2 separate regions of the Homo sapiens genome follow, and region 1 is linked to region 2. A link is a contact called in ENCODE Hi-C or POLR2A ChIA-PET data. All regions are on one chromosome and are shown on one strand. Each heading gives the region's core, a stretch centred on a gene start or an enhancer-like site at or near the end of the contact. The rest is flanking DNA. Distances are from core to core; before and after follow the strand shown.

The links. A loop is a pair of places that touch in the nucleus more often than their neighbours do. ChIA-PET counts read pairs that join two places held with the same protein, here RNA polymerase II (POLR2A). Pooled maps may share reads with other maps.
Region 1: a pooled map shows a loop between it and region 2 (7-fold over the local background). The contact joins the promoter of PRSS3 here to the enhancer-like site in region 2. A Hi-C loop is called at or near these places in 1 of 50 pooled maps. POLR2A ChIA-PET finds 5 or more read pairs at or near these places in 4 of 52 experiments (Caco-2, GM12878, activated T-cell and 1 more).

Annotation. Positions count from the first base shown.
Region 1 is chr9:33,789,746-33,796,917 of GRCh38, forward strand. PRSS3 (serine protease 3) reads left to right here and starts at 5,816. Exons shown (of 5, transcript NM_002771.4): 1 at 5,816-5,868; 2 at 6,898-7,057. The coding sequence starts at 5,829. The region is part of intron 3 of UBE2R2-AS1 (UBE2R2 antisense RNA 1); the gene reads right to left. RefSeq lists an enhancer at 6,365-6,865.
Region 2 is chr9:33,831,401-33,839,057 of GRCh38, forward strand. All of the region lies in intron 1 of UBE2R2 (ubiquitin conjugating enzyme E2 R2), which reads left to right. Among named protein-coding and RNA genes, the nearest start is that of UBE2R2-AS1, 16 kb to the left of the region's middle. Within about 2 kb of position 5,116, at least 4 of the 41 ENCODE cell types and tissues checked have a DNase peak (open chromatin) inside an H3K27ac peak, as active enhancers do.

The DNA of each region.
Region 1 (7,172 bases), core at 4,566-7,065, 41 kb before region 2:
TTGGATTATGAAGCACCTTCCTATATTACAAAATTGCCTCTTTAAAAGCAGTAAAGCACTGTGCTTAGGAACTTGAACTTTATCAAGTGACAGACCTAAGTTTAAAACTTGGTTCTTCTTTAACACTAGGTGTAACCTTAACAAGTTACACAATTTCTCCATGCCTTAATTTCTCCATAGAAAATAAGAATAATAGTGAGTTTTTAAATGTAGGGTTTTTTTATAAGAAAGTGATGCAATTATCTGCATAAAAAGCACACAGAGACAAAATATGCAATTAGTGTAGTTGCTACCTAAACGTATTTCTCACTATAAAAACATATTTTACCACTAGCAATTCCTTCCTCAAGAATAAGTATGACCCGCTCTCAGAAAATTTTATTATTATAATTGTTTCTCTTTTAGCTATTTTAATTACATAAAAAATTTGTGGTATTATAAAATATGCATATTATCAAAATAAAAAGTCAAAATCGTTCAGTTTAATACAATTAGATCATACAATATGTAGTTTTAGAATTTATTCCCTTAACCCAACAATATTTCATGAATATCATTTCATGTCAAAAATATTTTACATTAACTTTAATAAGAATAGTTCAATACACTGATGACCATCCTTCATACAATCAAAACCCATGACAAGGTATATATCCATAGGCTAGATGACAGGGTTATTTAATTTTAAATAGCAATTGGTTGTGTGTTTTGAATTATTTCTGTTACAGACTCAGAAGTAAACCATGAAAGCCCTCCTAACTCTACCTGCAGATGGCTGGTCCTTTTTATTCAGGTGTTAACTTAAATGCCACCTCCCCAAAGAGACCCTTCCACTCTACGTAAAAGCACTTCAGCAGTCATCCCATATTATATTATCACTTTATCCTATTTTACTAATATATACTCATCATTTACTGAAAGCGATGTATGTGCATCCCATTTCTATACCTCCTCACATGTGCATAAATGCATGCACGTGTACTCACAAATGCACTGAAACAAGAACCTTTTCTATCTTCTTCATTGCTGCTTCCAAATAGCCTAGAAGAACTCCTGGAATATCACTCCAGGAATTCAATAAATATTTGTGAGTAAATAAATATGATTTCAAAGAAAAGAGGAAAATTTATACAGCTGCAGTGGATTTCCCTGGAGGAAAACTCTACAAAGGCATTTGAGTTTAGATAATCTAAGCCCATAAGAAAATTAACTAGATTATTCTAACAGGAAAGGAATAAGCACTTCAAACTTTATATTTTTTATTCTTGTTTCAAATTTATGTTTTAGTTGCGGGGAGGATAGGAAAAGATTAAAGGACACAAAATTACAGCTAGATAGGAGGAATAACTTCCAGTGTTTTACAGAACTGTAGGAAGACTACAGATAACAAGCTTTGTATTTGAATAGAAAGGTACACATGTCATGTGCCAATCCCCTTCTGCTGCCTTACCCAAGACTGGGAAATGGAACAGATGATATGGGTTCTACAGAGAAGCAAAGTGCAGAACCTGCTCAAACACAGTGGCTCTGGGGTGGAAGGTTCTCAATTGGAATTGTGCTGGTGCCTGTGTGGATGGAGCACTCAGTTCTGAGCCTTGGGAGCCTTTTGAAGGCCCTCCTGGCCAAGACGATCTTGAGGAAATGACTGACCCGTTGGCTGCCTTCCAAATGGATGACACAGTCTAGACTTTTATAAGCTAAATGAGTAGAAGGAACCCAGTTGACTGGATTTATCACCAAACCCAGCTTGTGAGCCTCAATTTAGAGCTAGTATAATTTAGAAAAATAAATACATACACCATATATTAAACTCTGAGTATCATGAAACAGATCCTAGATGTTACAATCATAAGAATCTATATGGGTGTTTCTCCTGCACTCTGTCCTGGCTTTCTTCTGCTTCCTGTCTAAGGGAGCCTGGACTCACTTAAGCAGCTCTAATAGGCCAAACAAGAGAGTGGTCAAGGAGTGGCTGAAATGTGAACAGAAAGACTCACCATTATATTACAGCAATCAATCTATCCTTAAAATAATTTAGGTTTAGTCTCAAGTGCTAGAGGCTTCCCCATTTACCCATACATGGAAGCCTGAAGAATAAACAGAACTATAAACTTCCCTCCGGGCATAAAACTTGCATGTCTTCCATGGCTTCAAGGTGGGGAGCAGCTGGGCAGGCAGAAGGAGGGGCAAGGGGCAGGCAAGAGGAGGGGCAGGAGGCAGGCAGGGAGGAATGGGCTACTCCATTTAGCTGATCAGCCTTGACCAGTTCATGCTCTGCGACTCCATATTACAAGTCAGACTTTTCTGGATCATACAGAGCACTCCCTTCACTCTCCAGATTCAGTGATTCCTGGGATGAGATAGTAACAAAAACAATTCCTTATTGGATAAAGCGAAATTGTGCCGTGGGGGAGATAAGAAGCTTAGAAAAAAAGAAAAATAATGGATGAGGAGAGGAGCTGGGAGTTTGGCGGGAAGACAGCCTAAAATCTGACAATCTGTTTGCAGAATGATAAAGGATGCTGGAACCCAAGGAGGAGTTGACTAAGAGCTTAGGAGAAAGATCTGGTGGGATTTGGAGAAGAAAGTGTTAAAAAAAAAAGAATTTGGAATCTGACACTTTTCAGACTACTATGAGGTCTGAAAGACTCATGTAGCAACGTGAAGAGGAACAAACTTTGTCTGAATAGGGAAGGTTCTAGTATGATCTTTGCTGGAGAAGTCATTTGAACTCTGAGTTTTAGATTGTTGATTTGTAAAAAGGAGAGAACAATATCTGCTGCCTACCACCTCAGTGAGGGTGCACCAAGGATCAGCTCAGAGGAGGCAAAGCAGAATGCCCTATGGCAGAGCATGGAGGCCCTAGAGTCAGACCACCATACTTACATCCCATCTTTAAAACCTACTGGCTGTGTGGCCTTGAGCAAGTCACTTTACCTCCAGAAAGCTCATTTAATCACCTGGAAAATGGGCAATCGCATAAGTGGTTGTAATGTAAAATGAAGAAAAAATTCTTAACTTATATGAGTTACATGCTGTATAGTAACATGGTATATAGTAAGCACACAGAATTGATTCACTGTTATCAAAATTGAAGGACAGTGGTTTGATGTGCTAAGCACTCAGTACAAGCCAGAAAGATGTCTTAGAGAAGAAGACAAAGAAATCTCTAGTTCAGGATGAAGAGTACCAAGAATGGCATGTCCTCCAAATTGAGCTTGGGCAGCTGGATCTGAACCTATCCTACACATCTGAGTCTACAGTATGAGGTAACAGTCTCCACCTATAGCTATCTTCTCTGCCTGTAAGGTCATTCCTTTTTGAAGAAAGCTGACCTCAGACTATACTGTGATCATTTAAGGAAGAGCGCAAAATACTGGAGAAGGCTAATCTTCAAGCTCTAGATACAGAAAATCCTCATATTCTTGGGTGTTCCTTTCAGACAGAGTCAGAGCCACAAGCACTGATCCAAAAATCCCGTTCTCCAAAAAAAGTTTCCATCTTCTGCCAAGGTTCACCTCCCTATTTAGTGCACACTGGTGTCTACAGTTGCTACAGCAAGAGCCTTTCCTTATCCTCTAAGGCAGGAGTTGTGTGAAGACCCCATGACAAGGGGACAAAATGAAACAACATGTTTAGGGGCAACACAGGAAAAACCCATATTATCAATGCTCCAAAACCTGGATACCTCAGGCTTGGCCAGTCATTTGTGAGCAGAGAGGTGTGTCATCTACATGGCAGTCATGGCCTGGATGGGTCTGGAACTGTGGCAAGGGAAGTCTCTGAGACAAGGTGCCAGGAGAAAGATGAATTCAATCATCTATTTCTGCCAGGAAGAAAAGCAGGAGGAAGGAATCAGATGCACAGTTTGTCCTCTGGGGACCTCTGCCTTGATCCTCAATAAATCTCCTTTTAGATGTCACCTGCAGCAATTCCCACAGTTCACAATGATCTCCATGGCTTCCGTTGGCCTTATGGTGAGCTCTGCCAAGATCTGTATTCTTGGGCAAGACAGAATCCTTCTGAATCTCAGTCTCTTCCTCTATAAATGGAAATAATTTTGCTCTGCACAAATCACAATTAGCATGTTTGTGGGAAGTCAAACTGTGAAACTCAGCATAACTGAAAAGCAATGTACCACTGTTGCTTATGTGAAAACTCTTGTAAAGCTGTCAGGCACCATGCACCATCTAAGTACAGCAGTGTTAGGTATGAGCCCATCAGTGATTAGAGGGGATGTGGGGTGGAGAGCGGGTCTCTGAGCAGTGGATCTCCTGGCTTTGGGGAAGCTGGCTCGTTGGCCATGCCAGGAGCTGAACCTGAAGGTACTCTGTGTGTCCTCTCAACTCCACGGGCCCCACATTCGCATTTTTTCCAATTCCCTCTGGTTTCCATTTGCTTCCTCCCTCTAGCCCCCTGGCCATGTCCGATCTCAACACGAAGTTTCTGAGCTTTTCTCATTTTGTTCACCATCTCCAGAACATCTCTGCTTCTTTTACTTTTCAAAGAATTTAAACTTGAACTCTGCTCACTCCTGCCCATCACCAACCTGAGCTCAGAGTTGCTGAGAAGGGAAAGCACCCTCATAAGGAAGCTCCTCCTTTCCTTACATCATTAGACTTGATCACAGACAGCATCTCCATCTCCACACTACTCTGGCCAGGTTGTGCCTCAGTCAATTACACAACTGTGTCTTAGTAGCCTTGGTAGGGCCCAAATCAGGATATTCTCTGGGAAGATTCACTTGATACTAAGCCCAGCATAATCTCACTGCATCTAAAATAGAAAATTCTAGACCCACCCCTCCACATCTTCTTATTGATCCCAATATGTGACCCATTTACCATGTGCTAAAATCTCTACCTACTGCTGATTCTCAGATCAGATGGTAACCCAGATTTACCATGGTCCAAACTCTGACATCTGATCAGGGGCATGTCATTCTGGTTCAGGCTGTCAGCCCTGAGCAGGTGAGTCAGTTTGCATCACCCTAAGTGCAGGTTGCCAGGACAACCGTGAGGCTGCATAAAAAGAACCTATGACAGGATGCACATGAGAGAGACAAGTGGCTTCACATTGAAGAAGGGGAGGAGTGCGCCATTGGTTTTCCATCCTCCAGATGCACTGAGTAAGCTCCTACCTAACCTGTGTCCCCTCCTTCTTTGAAACACTTCCCATCCTTTTAAGCCTTGGTAGGAAGGAGAGCCATCTGGAAGCCCAGAATCCTATGGAATGCTAAGTCTCCCTTCTCCTTACCCCTTAGTGTTGGAATTCTGGATACCCAAAGTCTTGGATTTGACCTTTGTGCACAGTGACTGCAAAGAAGCATATTCATATTCACAAAAATGAGCCTTAGATAAGACTTTCCTCCTCTCGTGGGGGCTCCAGGAAACTGAAAAGCCAAGCTTGTTACCAATGCTTGCCCTTCCTTAAGTACATTATTAAATACATCCCCAATAGTTAAAAGGACTCCTAGACACCCAGGCCATTCTCCCTCCTTCTAACCCTCATCTCCTCGGCCTACGAAAGCCCAGCTGTGTGATCCGGGGATTGGTTTCCCCTGTCTTCCCCATCCCAGCATCCTTCCAGGAAATAGCCAGTCTCCCTCTCTGCTCTCAGAAGGCAAGTTTCCTTATCACCTGTGAATCACAAACCCACAGAGTGGCCAAACGTAGCCGAGCTGATGCAAGACCCTGGCAAGGGGAAAGCTGCAGGTGTGTTTGTGCTGGGAAGAACTGTGACCCTCACCTCACAGACACCTCCTCTCCTGATTCTTGGAAGGGTATAAGGACAGGCCTTCCACCACCAGTCAGGCACACTCTACCACCATGAATCCATTCCTGATCCTTGCCTTTGTGGGAGCTGCTGGCGAGTTTCATGACCTGCCTCAGGCCCCACCCACCCCCTTTCCTGGCAGACACATGCCCTGCCATTCTTGCCACCTCTCCTCTTTTGACTGCGCTCTGATATTCTATTTCCTCCATCTGACATATCTCCTTCCCATCCTCCTTGGGCTCTCTTTAAGCCTCACCTGTTTCACCTTTTCCCTCATTTCACTCCCACCACTGTCATTCATCCATATCCGAGCTGTGGTTGGAGAAGCTGGGAAGGGAGACCAGGTGGGGCTGGCCCATGAAATGAAGTGGCAGGCTTCAGGCTTGGCTCCAAGAGCACCAGTATAGCACCACTATAGCTGCTCTTAACCTCGAATGCACCTGGGGAGGTTCAAAAATTACTCATGCCAGAGATTCAACTCTAGAAGTTCTAACTTCATTTGTCTGGGGTGCAGCCTGTGTACTGGGCTTTTAAGCTTCCCAGGTGATTTTTAACGTTTCCAGGCATGCCGCCAAAGTTAAGAATTGCTCTTCTATTGGCCAATAACAAAGTCTACCTTTGTTATGCCAAAGTGAGCCTGGGGCTGCCCTCAACTCTGCCCTCACTGCACAGATCTGAGCTATGGGGGAAGCTAGTCATGGCCAGGTCTACCCAGACAGGGGGTTTTCCTAGCTTAGCCAAAGTATCCTGACAATCCAGGGCTCAAATAGCCAGGGCAAGTACACAGGTGATGAATAAAAGAGAGAAGCACTCAGTGGGTGAGACAACAACATACCAACTGCTACCCCACTGGAAGCATTTTGAGGACATTCCTTGCATCCTCAGCCTGGTGTCCCCAGGAGAGATCTGAGCCCCTGCAGGGTACCTAGCTACGTGCCCTGCAGACACAGAGACTTGGGAGCCACATCCAGTGATGCTCACCAGGGGTGGCAGCGCTCCCTCCCTTGCCTGGCCTCACTGGGCTTGTTAAGGATTTCTAATTGGCAGGAAGCAACCGCAGGCTGGGAGCACCACCCCTAACATGCTACTGACTTGCCTTCTCCCTTCCTATTTCCACTCCAGTTGCTGTCCCCTTTGACGATGATGACAAGATTGTTGGGGGCTACACCTGTGAGGAGAATTCTCTCCCCTACCAGGTGTCCCTGAATTCTGGCTCCCACTTCTGCGGTGGCTCCCTCATCAGCGAACAGTGGGTGGTATCAGCAGCTCACTGCTACAAGACGTAAGTGTGGGGCCCCTGACTGCAAAGCTCCCAGCCAGGCTGCCTGGGAGAGCTTGGCTTCAGCCCAGGGAAGTACTGAGGTTGGGTAAGACGGATGGGAGAGGTGGTGGAAAAG
Region 2 (7,657 bases), core at 3,866-6,365:
TTCTTATGACTTAATACTTTTTGTTTGTTTGTTTGAGACAGAGTCTTGCTCTGCCTCCCAGGCTGGAGTGCAGTGGCGCCATCTCGGCTCACTGCAACCTCCACCTCCCAAGTTCAAGCTGTTCTCTTGCCTCAGCCTCTGGAGTAGCTGGGATTATAGGCATGCATCACCACACCTGGCTAATTTTTGTATTTTTAGTAGAGATGGGGTTTCACCATGTTGGCCAGGCAGGTCTCGAACTCTTATTTTATTTATTTTATTTTATTTGTTTGTTTTTGAGACGGAGTCTCACTATGTCGCCCAGGCTGAAGTGCAGAGGCGCGGTCTTGGCTCACTGCAAGTTTCGCTTCCCAGGTTCATGCCATTCTCCTGCCTCAGCCTCCCTAGTAGTTGGGACTATAGGTGCCTGCCAACACGCCCGGTTAATTTTTTGTATTTTTAGTAGAGATGGGGTTTTTCCATGTTGATCAGGCTGGTCTCAAACTCCCGAACTCAGGTGATCTGCCTGCTTCAGCCTCCCAAAGTGCTGGGATTACTGGCGTGTGCCACCGCGCCCGACCTGTGACCCAGGTATTCTTAAGCTTGATTCATTGAATCAACGATAGCAATCACTAATAAATTATTTAGGCCGGGTGCAGTGCCTCATGCCTGTAATCCCAGCACTTTGGGAGGCCGAGGTGGGCGGATCACCTGAGGTTGGGAGTTCGAGACCAGCCTGACCAATATGGAGAAACCCCGTCTCTACTAAAAATACAAAATTAGGCAGGCGTGGTGGTGCGTGCCTGTAATCCCAGCTACTTCAGAGGCTGAGGCAGGAGAATCGCTTGAACCCGGGAAGCAGAGGTTGCAGTGAGCTGAGATTGCGCCATTGCACTCCAGCCTGGGCAACAAGAGCGAAAATCTATCTCAAAAAAAAAAAGAAAAGAAAAGAAATTATTTAATACCCTTTGGTTGAACTTTAATCAAATTTTTTCGGCCGGGCGCTGTGGCTCATGCCTGTAATCCCAGCACTTTGGTAGGCTGAGGTGGGCGGATCACAAGGTCAGGAGATCGAGACCATCCTGGCTAACACGGTGAAACCCCGTCTGTACTAAAAATACAAAAAAATTAGCTGCGCTTCGCGGCCAGCACCTGTAGTTCCAGCTACTTGGGAGGCTGAGGCAGGAGAATGACGTCAACCTGGGAGGCGGAGGTTGCGGTGAGAGCCGAGATTGTGCCACTGCACTCCAGCCTGGGCAACAAGAGTGAGACTCCGTCTAAAAAAAAAAAAAAGAAAGAAAGAAAGAAATTATTTAATACTCTTTGGTTGAACTTTAATTAAATTTTTTCAAGGTTTTTTTTAATGCTCTCAGAATCAAAACTTTAATTAAATTCTATTATAGTTTTAAGTAGTCAGGTTTATGGAGGTATAATTTATACATTAAAATTAATCTTTTTAGTTACATAGTTCTATGAATTTTGATAAATGTATAGTCACATTCAGTTTTTTAAAGAAAAAGATGACCACAGCAGGGCAGTTTTTATACCAAATTTGTCTATGTGAGAAGAAAATGAAGTTACTCTTTTTTCTTAAAATATGAGGAAAATGGCTCTGAGGACTCAGAGTTATTATTTGTGTGGTACAATGAGTCCTCACTAATTTGGATTCTACTAATTTGAAAATTATGAGGTTTTTCTTTTTTGAGAAAGGATTTTGCTGTATTGCCCAGGCTGGAGTGCAGTGGCACGATCTCAGCTCAGTGAAACCTCCGCCTCCTGGGTTCAAGTGATTCTCCTGCCTCAGCCTCCCGAGTAGCTGGGATTACAAACACATGCCACCGTGCCTGGCTAATTTTTTTTTATTTTTAGTACAGACGGGGTTTCACCGTGTTAGCCAGGATGGTCTTGATCTCCTGACCTCGTGATCCGCCTGCCTTGGCCTCCCAAAGTGCTGGCATTACAGGCGTGAGCCACCGCGCCCGACTAATTTTTGTGTTTTTAGCAGAGACGTGGTTTCACCATGTTGGCCAGGTTGGTCCCCTGACCTCAGGTGATCCACCTGCCTCGGCCTCCCAAAGTGCTGGGATTACAGACATGAACCACTGTGCCCGGCTGATATGGTCGTTTCTTGTAAGAGCTTCAGCATTACTTAACAATAAAAAATGTTCTAAGTAATGGAAGATTATATGAAAAGAAGGATTTAAACTCCATCTGTCACTTCTCAGTTACATTTTACGACATAGCATTTTATTTTGATTGTGGTGAATCATATAATTACCATTTTAACCATTTTTAAGAGTACAGTTCAGTGACATTAAGTATATTCACTGTGAAGTGTAACCAGCATCATGACCTATTTTCTAAACTTTTTCTTCATTCCACACTGAAACTTTGAAGCTGTTAAATAGTAACTAATTTTTCCCCCTTGCCTTCATTCTCTGGTAATCTCAATTCTCCTTTCTGTCTTTATGAATTTGTTTATTCTGGGCACCTTGTAGAAGTGGAGTCATAAAATATTTGTCCTTTAGTGTCTGTTTTATTTCACTTAGTATAATTATCTCAAGATTCATCCATGTTGTAGCATGTCTCTGAATTTCATCCCTTTTAATGGCTGAATAACATTCCGTTGTTTGTATAATTCATCTGTTGATGGATGCTTGGGTTGTTCCCACCTTTGGGTTATTGTGAATCATGCCGTTCTCTTTTGGATGCTGTAAATGTTTGGTAGACTCTAGAGTCCCACAGTAGTTACTTTAGACAATTCCTACCAGCTCAGTGGTTGTTTAGGTGTAGTGACGGATTCTTGGAGCTTCTTTTTTTTTTTCTTTTTTTTTTTTTGGAGACAGAGTCTCGCTCTGTTGCCCAGGCTGGAGTGTGATGGCTCAGTCTCGGCTCACTGCAACCTCCGTCTCCCGGGTTCAAGTGACTCTCCTGCCTCAGCCTCCCAAGTAGCTGTAGAGTAGCTGGAATTATAGGCACAAACCACCTCACCCAGCTGATTTTTTGTATTTTTAGTAGAGACGGGTTTCACCGTGTTGGTCAGGCTGGTCTCGCACTCCTGACCTTAGGTGATCTGCCCACCTTGGCCTCCCAAAGTGTTGGGATTACAGGCGTGAGCCACACGCCCAGCCTTCCTGGAGCTCCTTAGTCCACCATCTTCCATGACCTTGTCACGATATTAGCTGTTAAATAGCTACTATTTAATTATATTTATAAAACCTATTCATTATATAAAAATTAGAAAATATAGACCTCGCACGGTGGCTCACACCTGTAATCCCAGCACTTTGGGAGGCTGAAGCAGGTGGATCACCTGAGGTCAGGAGTTCGAGACCAGCCTGGCCAACGTGGAGAAACCCCATCTCTACTAAAAATACAAAATTAGCCGGATGTGGTGACACATGCCTGTAATCCCAGCTACTCGGGAGGCTGAGGCAGGAGAATCCCTTGTTCCCGGGAGGTGGAGGTTGCAGTAAGCCGAGATCGTGCCGTTGCACTCCAGCCTGGGCAACAAGACCGAAACTCTGTCTCAGGAAAAAAAAAAACAAAAGAAAAGAAAAGAAAAGAAAATATTGATAAACAAATAGAAAAAGAGAGAAATTACCCACAATCACATTTCCCAGAGTAATGAGTATTTCCTTTTTGTCCTTCCAGATATGCATGTTGGGAACATATTACATAAACTGGTTTGTAATATGTTTTGAAACTTAATATGAATATGTTTTAGCTATCTTTTCATGAGAGAACATGCATGTCTAAGTGTAGGTTTTTTTTTTTTTTTTTTTTGAGACCCAATCTCTTTCTGTTGCCTAGGCTGGAGTTTAATGGCATGATCTTGGCTCACTGCAACCTCTGTCTCCAGGTTCAAGTGATTCTCTTGTCTCAGCCTCCCGAGTAGTTGGGACTACAGGCACCCACCACCATGCCTGGGTAATTTTTGTATTTTTAGTAGATACAAGGTTTCATCATATTGGTCAGGCTGGTCTTCAGCTGGTGACCTGAGGTGATCCACCTGCCTCAGCCTCCCAAAGTGCTGAGATTATAGGCTTGAGCCACTGAGCCCGGCCTAAGTGTAGTTTTTAAATGCCGTGTAGTGTATATGCTGTACTTCATTTCTATTGCTGGACACTTAAGTTGTTTCAGCCTTTTCCTTAATACAAAAGATGTCGCAGGAAACTTTATATGTCCTTACAATTTTTGTTTGTTTTTGAGACAGAGTTGGCCAGGCACAGTGGCTTACACCTGTAATCTGAGCACTTTGGGAGGCTGAGGTGTGTGGATCACTTGAGCCCACGAGTTCAAGACCAGCCTGGGTGACATAGGGAGATCCCGTTTCTACAAAAAAAAAAACAAAACAGCCAGGCCTGGTGGCACGCACCTGTAGTCCCAACTACTCAGGAGGCTGAGGTGGGAGGATCATTTGAGCCTGGGAATTCAAGGTTACAGTGAGCTATGATTGCACTACTGCACTCCAGCCTGGGCAACGGAGTGAGACCCTTTCTCTAAAAAAGGCTTGTAGAAGAAAGTAAAGATATGAGTTATTTTTGTACAGCTGTATAGTGTGATTTCGTTTTAAGCTAAGAAGCTAAGTGTTGTTTCAAAGGTCAAAAAGTTAAAAGTTTGTATAGTATAAGAATTGTGGGCTGGGCACAGTGGCTCACGCCTGTTATCCCAGCACTTTCGGGAGGGCGAGGCAGATGGATCACCTGAGGTCAGGAGTTTGAGACCAGCCCGGCCAGCATGGTGAAACCCTGTCTCTACTAAAAATATAGAAAAATTAGCTGGGCGTGGTGGGAGGCGCCTATAATCCCAGCTACTCACCTACAATATTCAGTATAGTAACATGCTGTACAGGTTTGAAGCCTAGGAGCAATAGGCTATACCATATAGCCTAGATGTGTAGGAGCCTATACCATCTAGGTACAAGTATACCATTTTTGTGTAAGCATGCTGTATGATGTTCACACAATGATGAAATTGCCTAATGATGCATTTCTCAGAACATATTCCTGTCATTAGGCAACATATGACTGTAATTCAGTGGTTTTTAGTCAGAATTGTGCAATCATCACCACAGTCAATTTTAGAATATTTTGCTGGGCTTGGTGGCTCATGCCTATGATCCCAGTACTTTGGGAGGCAGAGGCACGCAGATCATTTGAGGTCAGGAGTTTGAGAGCATCCTGGCCAACATGGCAAAGCCCCATCTCTACTAAAAATACAAAAAATTAGCCAGACATGGTGGCACATGCCTGTAGTCCCAGCTACTCGGGAGGCAGAGGCAGGAGAATCACTTCAACCTGGGAGGCAGAGGATGCAGTGAGCCAAGATCATGCCACTGTACTCCAGCCTGGGCAACAGAGCAAGACTCTTATCTCAAAAAAAAAAAATATATATATATATATTCTTGAGGAAGTGTGCCTAGCAGGTAAATTTTTTGAAGCTTTATTCTAACTTTATACTTGAAATTACTTGGCTGGGTATAGAATTCTAGATTGGAAATCCTGTAGCTTTAGAATTTCGAGGACATTACTGTATTGGGTTCTTAGTTCCAAAGATGATGTTTGAAATTCAAGAATGTTCTAAATCCTGTGCATGGTATGTGAAGAGTTTTTTCTTCTGGAAGTTTGCAGGACTCTGTGTGTCCCTGATTTCTTAAATTTCACATTGCTGTAGGTACTTTTAAACTCATGTTTTTCAGCATTGGGAAATTTTCTTGAATTATTTCAAGATATTTTCTCCTCTATGTTTTTCCTCATGTTTTTTGGGGAGCACCCATTATCTGGATATAGAACAGTCTGAATTAATTCTTCTAATTAACATATCTTTTTCTCTTTTTTTTCCTTTATTTGTTTTTGAGACAGAATCTTGCTTTGTGGCTTAGGCTGGAGTGCAGGGGTGCGATCAAGGCTCACTGCAGCCTCAGCCTCCTGGGCTCAAGCGATATTCTTATCTCAGCCCCGACCATGCACAGTGCTGTGATTACAGGTATGAGCCACTGTGCCCAGCCTCTTATTTTCAGTTTAGGCAGCTGCTGCTTCTTTTTTTTTTTTTTTTTTGAGACAGGGTCTGCTCTTGCTCTGCTGCCTAAGCTGGAGTGCAGTGGTGCGAACATAGCTTACTGCAACCTCTGCCTCCTGGGCTCAAGAGATTCTCCCACCTCAGCCTCCTAAGTAGCTGAGACTGTAGGCACCTGCTACCACACCCAGCTAATTTTTATATTTTTAGTAGAGATGGGTTTTGCTGTGTTGCCCAGGCTGTTCTTGAACTCCTGAGCTCAATTGATCTACCTGCCTTAGCCTCTCATTGTGCTAGGATTACAGAGCCACCACACCTGGCCTGTTCTTGTTTTTTAATAGAGACAGTGTCTCAATATGTTGCCCAGGCTGGTCTCAAACTCTGGGCTCAAGCATTCCTCCTACAGTGTTAAGATTGCAGGTGTGATCCACTGGGCTTAGCCAACATTCTGTTTTTGATGTCTTGGTTTTGATGTCTTGATCATGGTTGTCGTTTCTCCTATTAACTCCCTGAAGACATCATGTATATACAGATATATAGGTAAATATATATAGCTTATATAGAAGTATACATAGTTTTATGTATGTGTAATTATATGTCTCATATATAAGCCATTATTTACAGTTGTCCTTCAGTATCCATAGGGGGAGTTCCAAGGACCCCCACTGATACCAAAATCTTGAATGGTCAAGTCCCTTATATAAAATGATATAGTATTTACATTTAACCTGTGCACATTCTCCCATATGCTTTATTTTTTTAATTTATTTTTTTGAGATGGAGTTTTGCTCTGTTGCCCAGGCTGGAGTGCAGTGGCAGTCTAGCTGTATTTTTTAGTTTGTATTATTTTTTATTGCTTTTTTTACTGTTTTTTTTTTCTTGTTTTTTTTTCGCTTGAATATTTTTGATCCACTGTTGGTAGAACCCAGGGATATGGAGGGCCTACTGTGTATACGTATATAATGTTTATATATATGTATGTACATATATATATACATTTTTAATACATTTTACTTTTCCTGCATGGACTGTTTTCTTCACGTTGAGTTGTATTTTAAGTGTTTCATGGTAAACTTTCCTGAGATGTTTGCTAATGTTAATCTGCTTAATAGTTTTTTTTTAAATTGAGGTGTATGTACATACAATAAAATGTGTATATCTTGGCTGGGCATGGTGGCTCACGCCTGTGATCCCAGAACTTCGGGAGGCTGAGACAGGTGGATTATGGATTCTTAATTTACTACAGTTTAGTTTATGTTAGTTGGTTTTATTACTTCCCAGGAAATGCAAGAACCGTACATTTAGCTCTTTACCTCCTTCTTGTCCTTTGCCCTATTGATGGTATATTTTCTTATAAACCTCTAAAGCAACAGTATTATTGTTTTACATAGTTGCTGTGGTCTGGCCAGTCGTGGTGGTTCACGCCTGTAATCCCAGCACTTTGGGAGGCCGAGGTGGGTGGATCACCTGAGATGAAGAGTTCGAGACCAGCTGGCCAACATGGAGAAACCTGGTCTATACTAAAAATACAAAAACTAGCCGAGCATGGTGGAGCGCACCTGTAATCCCAGCTACTCGGGAGGATAAGGCAGGAGAATTGCTTGAACCTGGGAGATGGAGGTTGCAGTGAGCTGAGATCGAGGCACTGTACTCCAACCTA